2 separate regions of the Homo sapiens genome follow, and region 1 is linked to region 2. Evidence: chromatin contacts called from ENCODE Hi-C or POLR2A ChIA-PET data. All regions are on one chromosome and are shown on one strand. Each heading gives the region's core, a stretch centred on a gene start or an enhancer-like site at or near the end of the contact. The rest is flanking DNA. Distances are from core to core; before and after follow the strand shown.

Region 1 (4,923 bases), core at 1,784-4,283, 240 kb after region 2:
TTCTAGCAATTCTCCTGCCTCAGCCTCTCAAGTAGCTGGGATTATAGGCACACGCCACCATGCCCGGCTAATTTTTTGTATTTTTAGTAGAGATGGAGTTTCGCCATGTTGGCCAGGCTGGTCTCGAACTCCTGACCTCCTGATCTGCCCACCTCGGCCTCCCAAAGTACTGGGATTACAGGAGTGAGCCACCGCACCCAGTCGTGAAAGTCTTTTACAGGGAAAGAAAGTGGCAAACTCCAACCCTGGAAGGAGGAGCAGAAGATGGAGGACCCGGGGAAGGAGGGGTGGGGGATGGGGACATCCCAGGCAAAATGAAAACAGGCATGGGCTTGCCTTCCCTATGCTATGATACGGAAAGTACTTTAAGTCAGAAAACAGGGTAAATCATAGTGCTTATCTTATTTTTCTCTCCAACAGCTCACAGTACTGCCATGTCTGATGTCTTACATCTTCAAGCAGTTGTTTCACATAATTTTCCCATTTTCCATTGTTGATGGTAGGAGGGCTAGCCTGGCACCAGTTACTCCACTTGGTTCTTCTGGATGTTGAGGGGAGAACACGGGAGACAGAAGGTGGGGTTTTAGTCTGTGTATCCTCAGCTCTCCACAGTAGACACAGGTTCACGGTAGATGCCTGTGGCAGTTTCAAGAATGGGTCCCCCAAGATGCCGACATTTTAGTCCCCAGAACCTGTGGGGATGTTACCTTCTATGGCAAAAGGGACTTTGCAGATATGATAAATTAAGGATCTTGAGATGGGGAAGGTGATTCTGGATGATTTGGGTTGGCTCCGTGTGATCACAACCTCCTTAGAAACGGCAGACAATAGTGACACCAGCAGAAAAAGGAGCTGTAAGGATGGAACCAGAGGTTGCAGGGATGCACTTGGAAGATGCAGGAAGGGAGCAGGAGCCAAGGAGTGCAGAGCCCCCAGGCCCCAGAAAGACAAGGAATGGATCCCTCTGTAAAACCTCCAGAAGCAGTGCAGCCTTGCCAACACCTTGATTTTACACTTCTGAGTTTCCGTACTGTAAGAGGACACATTCTGTTATTCGAAGCCACTAAGTTTGTGTCAATTTGTTACAGCAGCCACAGGAAACTAATTTATAGTGCCTTATAAATCCCAAGGAAATTGGGGTTGCTCAATATTAATGGCCTAGTGATAATTAGCTAACAATTCTTTGAAATGATTTTTGGCTAGTTATATATGGAATGAAATGAGAACCCTTTAAGCAAAAAAGCAGTTGATCTCATAGAAGTAAAAAGTAGGACAGAGGATGCTAGAGGCTGAGAAGGGTAGGGGGAAGGGAGGGGGAGGGAGAGATTTGTGGAAGGTTACAAAATTACAGCTAGAGGAGAGGAATACTTTCTAGTATTCTACAGGACTGTAGGATGACTCTAGTTCACAATAATACAGTTTCAAATAGCTAGAAGGAAGACATTGAATGTTCCCAACACAAATAAATGATACATATTTGAGATGATGGTTACGCTAATTACCCTGATCTGATCACTGTACCTTTTACATACTGAAATATCATGCCGGGTGTGGTGGCTCACGCCTGTAATCCCAGCACTTTGGGAGGCCAAGGCAGGCAGATCACTTGAGGTCAGGAGTTCAAGACCAGCCTGGCCAATGTGGTGAAACCCTGTCTCTACTAAAAATACAAAAATTAGCCGGGCATGGTGGTGGGTGCCTGTAATCTCAGCTACTCAGGAGGCTGAGGCAGGAGAATCACTTGAACCTGGGAGGCGGAGACTGCAGTGAGACAAGATCGCGTCACTACACTCCAGCCTGGGCGACAGAGTGAGATTCTGTCTCAAAAAAAAAACCCAAAAAACCAGAAACATCACTATGTACCCCCATGAACATGTACAGTTATTATTTGTCAATTAAAAAAAATAAAAGGTTAAAAAAAAAAGCTGAATATCATAACCAAAAAAAAAAAAAAAGGCGAGGAAGGGATCTGGAGTGTCAATATTAGTTGGGCACAGGGTCTGGAAGGAGCCGTCTCATTCTCTTGACACACGGTGAAGGGGTGGAGGTATTTATGAGCTCATTACGTTGACAGGAGAGTCAGGTCTTTCCTCATGTCTGCTAAGATAATTCTTCTCCAACATCTGTCTTTCAAATATTAGCTCCATTCCGTGGAGTCAGAAAGTCAGAGATTTTTTTTTTTGAGACGGAGTTTTGCTCTTCTTACCCAGGCTGGAGTGCAATGGCGTGATCTCGGCTTACTGCAACCTCCGCCTCCTGGGTTCAAGCAATTCTCCTGCCTTAGCCTTCTGAGTAGCTGGGATTACAGGCATGCACCACCACACCTGGCTAATTTTGTATTTTTGTAGAGACGGGGTTTCTCCATGTTAGTCAGGCTGGTCTCAAACTCTCGACCTCAGGTGATCAGTCCGCCTCGGCCTCCCAAAGTGCTGGGATTACAGGTGTGAGCCACCACGCCTGGCCGAAAGTCAGAGATCTTTAAAGCAGAAATTCTAGAGTAATTAACTCTGTTAATTGTAATGGAAACCATTGTCCAATGCATTCTATATGATAGACGCCTCTGCTGACGTTGCTTTACTGTAGCCCAGCTTGGCCCGCGTGCTCAACTGGCCACTGAATGCAGGTAAGTCCTTGCAGTAATCCTTCTGGGGAATAAACTGCTTGCCTGCTTTAGTTCCCAATTTTCCCTCCTTGGAAATAAAACTCAGCTCTGTGAATATGAAAATAACTATTTTATTCCTATCACTGAGCCTCTGCCCCCTCCAAAACTCCTCGTTTGGAATCTGTGCTTTTGTAAGGAGCCAAAATACTGAACCCAGCAAGTGAATACAAGAAAAGATGCCTTAGGGCTCTTTTCAGCCTCACCTCTCTGTGCCAGGGCTAGCTGGTGGTTTATTGCTAAGAGCCGCTCCCTCACAATTCCCTGGGAAGGCTTGTCCATTGCTCTCAAGCTGCAGCTCTGCGAGGTCACTCACCGGTGGCCACTGGCCGGTGTGAACTGTTCTGCTCACAACTGGCAGCCGCCCCATCATGAGGCTTCCTTTCGGCCTCAGCCTCTGGGCTAGAAATTAGTTGCCTTTGTCCGCAGTTACTCTGTTCCCCAGCCTCGCTGTGATTATAAATAGCCCTATCCATTCCAGGACAAGTGATTCAGGACTCACACACAGGTTGCCATTTGATCGTAATTATATAATCACATCTGTGAGCACTGCATGGGTTTTAAAATGAAGTGGTAAGTATTGGCTTACTGACTCTAGAGGGTGGTACCTTGGCAGAGGCAGTTGTGTTTCTCCTCATCCTCAAGAAATTGGCGTCGCGAACCAAATGTTCCGTGGTTATGGAATGTTCTATATAAGATTCAAACTGCTGCTTGGAAAAGCTAGGGAAGACCTTCTGGCATGCTGCAAGTTGATCTTTTCTGGCGTAACTGAAAATAGGAGAGAAAGAAGGGAGAGTGTGGAGTTTTTCTTGGTTAAGTCACACAGACAAAATTAGTGCTAGAAGAAGCACTAGCTTTAGAAAACGTGTCATGTGCTTGGATTGTGGATGGCAATTTTAGTACTCCTGTGTGCTCAACTTTTAAATGTCTCTCTAAAAATTTTATTAAGGGCATCCTTGTGGGGGCACATATCAATTTAGTGCTTGCTCTAGCAACCAGATGCCGGGCAGGTTCTAAGACCTATTTCTGACTAGAGTGAAAAGCAAACAGAACTATTTCTAAGATAACATCTTTGCTTGATTTATGCTAATTTCTTGTTAACATTTAAAATCAGTTCCTTGCTTTAATTTAGTATTAAAATTCAGGTACCCTGCCCCCTCCAAGGGGTAAAAAGATAAGTGGGAAAGAGCTTATTTGGACACCCAATGGGGGCTTATCCCCAGATTTAATGTAAAAATATGATTGATAATACATGTGCTCTTTAAAAGTTTTACATTCTAAATCGGAAAAAAAGCAGGAGACTTGCTGTAGACGGTTGGCTGGATTGTATTTTGCCTTCATCCATTTCGACCTCTGCCTCCACTCTGGGTTTAGAGAATGCTCCTGGCTACAAGCTCTCAGCTTTTTCACGTAGCCTGTGACCTCCCAGGGAGACACTGACCCCTAGTCCATCCATTTGCACATTTATTCAGCAAAAATTGAGCATCTGAGGCTGTGTTCTAGACACTGAACAAAATGCCCTGCCCTTATAGAGCTTACCTTCTTGCAGTTCTGTTTTTGTAAATCTACGGAGCCAGCAGAGAGTTGTTCTCAAGCAGGTTCAGTGACTCTTCATCAGGGCCAGAATCCTTCCTGCCACATCTGATCGGGGTTTTGTGTCCCTGTGTCCTTCTGATGCAGAGGACACTGTCATTGTCACTGCCATTAGGAACCCCATGCACCTGTCCACCTGCCCCACACAGAGGCTGGCTTAGCTGCACTCGTCACTCCCTGCATCACAGCTATGCACACGTTTGCAAGTCCCCATTCTTATTTTTGTTTATTCGTTCATTAATTTGTCATTTCTTTTTGCCCTCATCTCCCACTCCCATTCTCCCCTTTTCCGTTGGCAATCAGGTTGATGTGTTTAACGCATATCTCTTAATTTTAAGGTAGTTTTAAAAGAAGGTGTCTCCAGTTTTGTGTGCACTTGTTTAAATTGTTATGTGAAGGATAAAGAGCTTGGGTTCTTGACTCAGCCAGCTTGGGTTCCAGTCCGAGTTCTGCTGTAGTCTGGGTGGCCTTGGCCTTACTACACAATCTCTCTGCATCTTCGTTTCATCATCTGTAAGACGGAGCTGAGACTAGTAACCTACTTGGCTTAACTGTTTCATGGATTAAATTAGTTAATATGGTGAGGTGCTTAGAAGAGGGTCTGGTAGGTGGTCATCCCTCCATAAGGGTTGGCAACTAGTGCTGCTAGTTCATCTTTACATGCAGGTTAT
Region 2 (4,909 bases), core at 1,766-4,265:
GGTTAATACTGAGTGTCAACTTGATTGGGTTGAAGGATGCAAAGTACTGATCCTGGGTGTGTCTGTGAGGTGTTGCCAAAGGAGATTAACATTTGAGTCAGTGGCTTGGAAAGGCAGATCCACCTTCAGTCTAGGTGGGCACCATCTAATCAGCTGTCAGCAAAGCTAGAATATAAAGCAGGCTGAAAAATGTGAAAAGAGAGACTGGTTTAGCCTCCCAGCCTACAGCTTTCTCCTGTGCTGGATGCTTCCTGCCCTCGAACATTGGACTCCAAGTTCTTCAGGTTTTGGGACTCACACTGGCTCCCCTTGCTCCTCAGGCTGCAGATTGCTTATTGTGGACCTTGTGATCCTGTAAATTCATACTTAGTAAACTTCCATATATATGTATATATTTATTTTTTTATATTCCATTAGTTCTGTCCCTCTAGAGAACTCTGACTAATACAGGGAGCCTAGTTCAACCCATAACAGGTACGTAGTGACTGAAAGTAGTACAGCAAGAAAATCAGCCCAGGCCCCACCTCCTGCAGCGCTGCCCCGCCCCATCCCTGTCCCTGTCCACGCTTGAGGAGCCGGTGCCTGTCCCCGATGCCCAGGATGTGCTTAGTCCATCTTCCACCAGGGTCCTCAGGAGCCTGAGAGTGTGGTGAAAAGGGCAGCCTGGTCACTGTATTGATTTCTATTGAGGGCTGGAAAAAAACTCCAAAAGTGCAAAGGGGAGGGAGTTTCCCTACATATGCTTAAAGCCATAACTTGGCAATTCCAGAGACCTTTGCAAAGAGAAATCCCTCTTTCCAGGCGCATCACTGGAGAGGAAGGCCCTGCGGGGTGAAGGCCCAGGAAGCTGGTGGTTACCCAGCTTAGGCAGCACTGAGGTGAGGGAGTCCAGGCAGAGGTGGTCAGAAGTCATGGTGAATTCATGACTGACACTCCCTGATGCCCCCGACGAAGGCAGAAGCCTCTGGCTCCAGAATGCTTTTGGGTCTATCATCCCCCCAAATTCTCAAGAGAGCCTGTCCTGCAGATGAGGAAACTGGGCCATGGGGAGATGCTGGAGGCCTTGTGGGGGCCCCAGCCCAGGGCTGGGAATCGGGTCTCCACTGCTGTCTCTGACCTGCACCTGACACTGCATCCCAGGGTGTTGAGATTGGAGGACAAGCACACACATTCCCTGCTGAGTTTGGAAGTTTGACTGAGACTGCCAGGATCACGTAAGCACCCCTGGGAAGGATGGAAATGGCTGTGCCGGACATGGTGGTTCCCGCTGAAGTCTAAGGCAAGCTGCGTCTCCCACACGGGCATAGCCACTATTGCTGGCTTGCAACCAGTCCGAGAGCTCTGCCGGGTCCTGGGCACCAGGGGCCACTCTGCTGTGTCCCTTTGCTCCAGTCCCAATGTCACTCGCATGGTGCAGGGTCATGGCTGACCAAGCACTGGCACTGAATGCGACCTTATCTCCCCGGGCTCACCTCCTTTCTTTTTAAGACCGCTTGTTTTTCACCCACTCAAAGATATATATTGAGCACTAAGTCCTTGAGATACATATCGAGTCAGGCAGACAAAGATCTCTGGGGGAGCTTGCATTCTAGGGCAGGGGCTAAACCTAAATAAAGCTCACATACATCCTGGCCAGACGCAGGGACTCACACCTGTAATCCCAATGCATTGGGAGGCCGAGGCAGGAGGATCACTTGAGCCCGGAAGTTTAAGGCTGCAGTGAGCTATGATGGTACCATTGCACTCCAGCCTGGGAAACAGAGCAGGAAGACCCTGTCTCAAAAAAGAAAAAGAAAAAAAAATTGTACATCCGAAGGGAGTCAAAAGTGCTTCAGGGGTTGGCGCGGGGCTGGGAAGTAGAGCAGAGTAAACGGAGGAGAGGGTGCGAGGAAAGATAGCTTGGAATCCTGATCTTTTTAAACAGCTAGAGACAACATTCTAAACACAAAATGAGAAAGAACAGTGTTCAAAAGGTGTCATCAAAGCCGAATGGGGTGGCTTACGCCTGTAATCCCAGTGCTTTGGGAGGTTGAGGCGTAAGGACTTCTTGAGCCAGTGAGTTTGAGACCAGCCTGGGCAACATAGAGAGCCCCTGTCTCTACAAAAAGAAATAAAATTAACCAGGTGTGGTGGTGCACACCTGTAGTCCCAGCTACTTGGGAGGCTGAGGTGGGAGGATCCCTTGAGCCCGGGAGCTTGAGACTGCAGTGAGCCATGATCACGCCACTGCACTCCAGCCTGGGGAACAGAACGAGAACTTCTCTCAAAAAAAAAAAAAAAAAAAAAAAAAAGAAAAAAAAACTGCGTCATCAATACCACCATGTCTCCTTTCCGCTCTATATCAATTATAAAATGGACTTCAGCCCCCAGAGTGCAGGCGATCCAGGGTGCAGTGGTCCAGAGTGCTGGAGTTGGCCCCTACTGGCTGGGAACTGGCCACGGTGGGAGCATTCACACCATGAGAACGGAAGAGAATCGGCAAAGGCTAGAAATCAGGCACCACCCTCTGCCCTGCCCCGCCCCATGAGAGCCAATTTCCCAGCATATCACCGTCACTAAGGTTACGTCAGAGCATCACAAATACCACAAAAGAAGGAACACTTGAAACCCTCCGAGACGACTTTTCGGGCACAAAGCTCCTTACTCAACCCCCAGACTTTGTAGGACGCTGAGCAAAGCTGTCCTAAAAACCACCCCTTTGCGTCCACCCGACTTTTGGCCAGATCAGGATGGAGGCCACCCTGTCCCCAGGGCCAGCCACTTCCCCTCCAGAGCCTCTTTGTCTGTGCACAAGGCTACTGTGGGCTGGTGGCAACATGGGCCCTTTCTGCTCCTCACACCAGAATCTTATCTTTGTGGCTCCTGCCTCCCAGCACAAGCCACATTCACCAAGCAGATGTCACGTTACTCAGGAAATATTTTTTAAACACGCATCTGCTGTGCATCAGACACAAAGCAGCCCTCCCTGCACCGGCCCCGCTCTTACCGCTGCACGTTCAGGATGGAGAAATCATCTCTTCCCTTTCCTCCACTTCACTTTTATGTGGCATATGAACCACTCCCTCCCCTGCTCCGTCATCAACAAACAGGGAGAGAAATGAAACTACTTGATCTGGCCACAGAAATGAAACTGAGTTATCAGCGTGCTCTCCAGATGACTCACAGAGTGGTCCCCAAACTCCAGCTGCATCCGAATCCTGGGAGAGCTGTGGAGACGGGGCGGCTGTCCCCCCACCCCCGCCAGAGAGTCTGATCTGTCAGGTCTGGGCTGGGCCTGAGAATCAGCATTGCTAACAGATTCCAGGGGAGGCTGGCATGGGGGCAGCTCAGAGTGGCTCAGTCACTGGAAGGTTCTGCCCTGACAGTGCCATCCAGTACCACCTGTGTGGCTCTGAAATGTGACTACTGCGACCAAGGAACTGGACTTCGAACTCCATGTAATTTGAATGAATAGCCACGTGTGGTTCGTGTATCGGGCCTCACAGATGCACTCCTGTTACAGCCGAGGACATGCTCTCAGGTACATGATCTGGACGCTCTGAGCTGTCCTGCTTAGCTTCATGCCTGAGCCGCACCTGACAAATGTCACCTCTCCCCTCATTAGGTGCGGAAAACCCAAAGAAGGAGGGTCAACAGCTTTCTCCAAGCACCCGTGCCTGAGGTCCCCGCCGCAAAACCAAGACGGTTTTCTTCCCATTGGAGATAAGGAGGCCCCAGGACAAACCCCAGGCTCCGGAACTCAGCCCTGAGCCAGCTGCATGTCATCTTTCTGGTCCTCAGTTACTTTTCACCTGCAAAAGTGAAGGTGCACAACCGCATGCTCCCTAAGGCTTCCTGCTCTGTGACCAAAGTCAAGGAGGGCCAGGCATTCCCATCACCAGAGCCAAGAGGTCTGGGAACCTCCAGGAGGAGCCCTCCAGACACCGGGGAGGGGACCAAGCCTCTCAAGGACTGGCAGTGATGGCTGGGAGGGAGGAAGCAGGCTCTCAGCTCTCCTATCCACCCGTGATCCTCTCCCAGACATCAACACTATACGTTTAAAAAAACTCCTGAGCTCCTCTTGGCTAAGTCATTGTAGTGACTTCCCTTGAGTGCAGGCTTAACTTTACGGAAGATATTTAGAAACTTAACATGTTTTTCAAAACCTTGGCATTAGAAATATTAACACCAGGAGATCATCGTCAGGATCACCTATCCCTGAACCACTTCTCTTCCCAAGAGCCCGGGCGGACAGAGGCTGAGGAGTGAGGGGAGGAATGTGAATCTCAGACTTGGCAGCGTGATGTGACATTCGGTTTCACTAGGAATGTCTTTCACAACAGGGCCTGGGCCGGCCTACTGCTTCAAGGAAGGCACAAAGAAAGGCCTCAGAGAAGCCGGACAGAGGGACACGAGCAGCTCGGGCCAGCTCAGGGGACCCTCCACCCTCTGTCAAGGCAGCATCCCCCTCCTGCACGCCCCTCACCAGCAGCCCTGGGAAGGACCAGAGGTGCCTGCGCATGCAAACTTCAAGGACAGGGTTCTTGCGTTCTGAGCACTAAAGCCCTGAGGGTGAATGAATGTCCCACGCAGCATCCAAGCACAGGGGCCGGGGCCAGAAAAGATGCTGCTGCTCAGGCCTCGGTCACAGCCGCTGGGCGGAGCTCTTCCCTCAGCTCCACATCAGGGAGCGTTACAGTGTGCAGCTTGGTAAAGAGGCGAAGTCCAGAAGCCCCAGTGCCCGCCTCCTGCCCTGGCACGCTGACTCTATGGAAAGCGCCAGCGCCTCTGTGTGCTGATGAAGTTCCTGGCCACCTGGAAGCACCTGCAGCACCTGGAGCCATCCAGAGCCAGCATGCATCCACTCTCCCATGGCCTCTCCAATCACAGAAGGAAAGATCAAGCAAATGCTTTCCTGAATTAACAGGAC

The links. Hi-C counts contacts between places; a loop is a spot of excess contacts on that map. ChIA-PET counts read pairs that join two places held with the same protein, here RNA polymerase II (POLR2A). Pooled maps may share reads with other maps.
Region 1: a map of mammary epithelial cell shows a loop between it and region 2 (26-fold over the local background). The contact joins the enhancer-like site here to the promoter of MX2 in region 2. A Hi-C loop is called at or near these places in 5 of 168 maps with a recorded cell type or tissue (Calu3, PC-3, aorta and 2 more), 1 of 37 single-sample maps with no recorded cell type and 8 of 50 pooled maps. POLR2A ChIA-PET finds 5 or more read pairs at or near these places in 1 of 52 experiments (A549).

What each region holds. Positions count from the first base shown.
Region 1 is chr21:41,123,198-41,128,120 of GRCh38, reverse strand. No RefSeq gene overlaps it. Among named protein-coding and RNA genes, the nearest start is that of LINC00323, 22 kb to the left of the region's middle. Within about 2 kb of position 3,033, at least 3 of the 41 ENCODE cell types and tissues checked have a DNase peak (open chromatin) inside an H3K27ac peak, as active enhancers do.
Region 2 is chr21:41,360,133-41,365,041 of GRCh38, reverse strand. It overlaps MX2 (MX dynamin like GTPase 2), which reads right to left and starts at 3,015. Exons shown (of 14, transcript NM_002463.2): 1 at 2,987-3,015. RefSeq lists a silencer at 432-481 and enhancers at 2,471-3,310, 3,331-3,590, 4,873-4,909.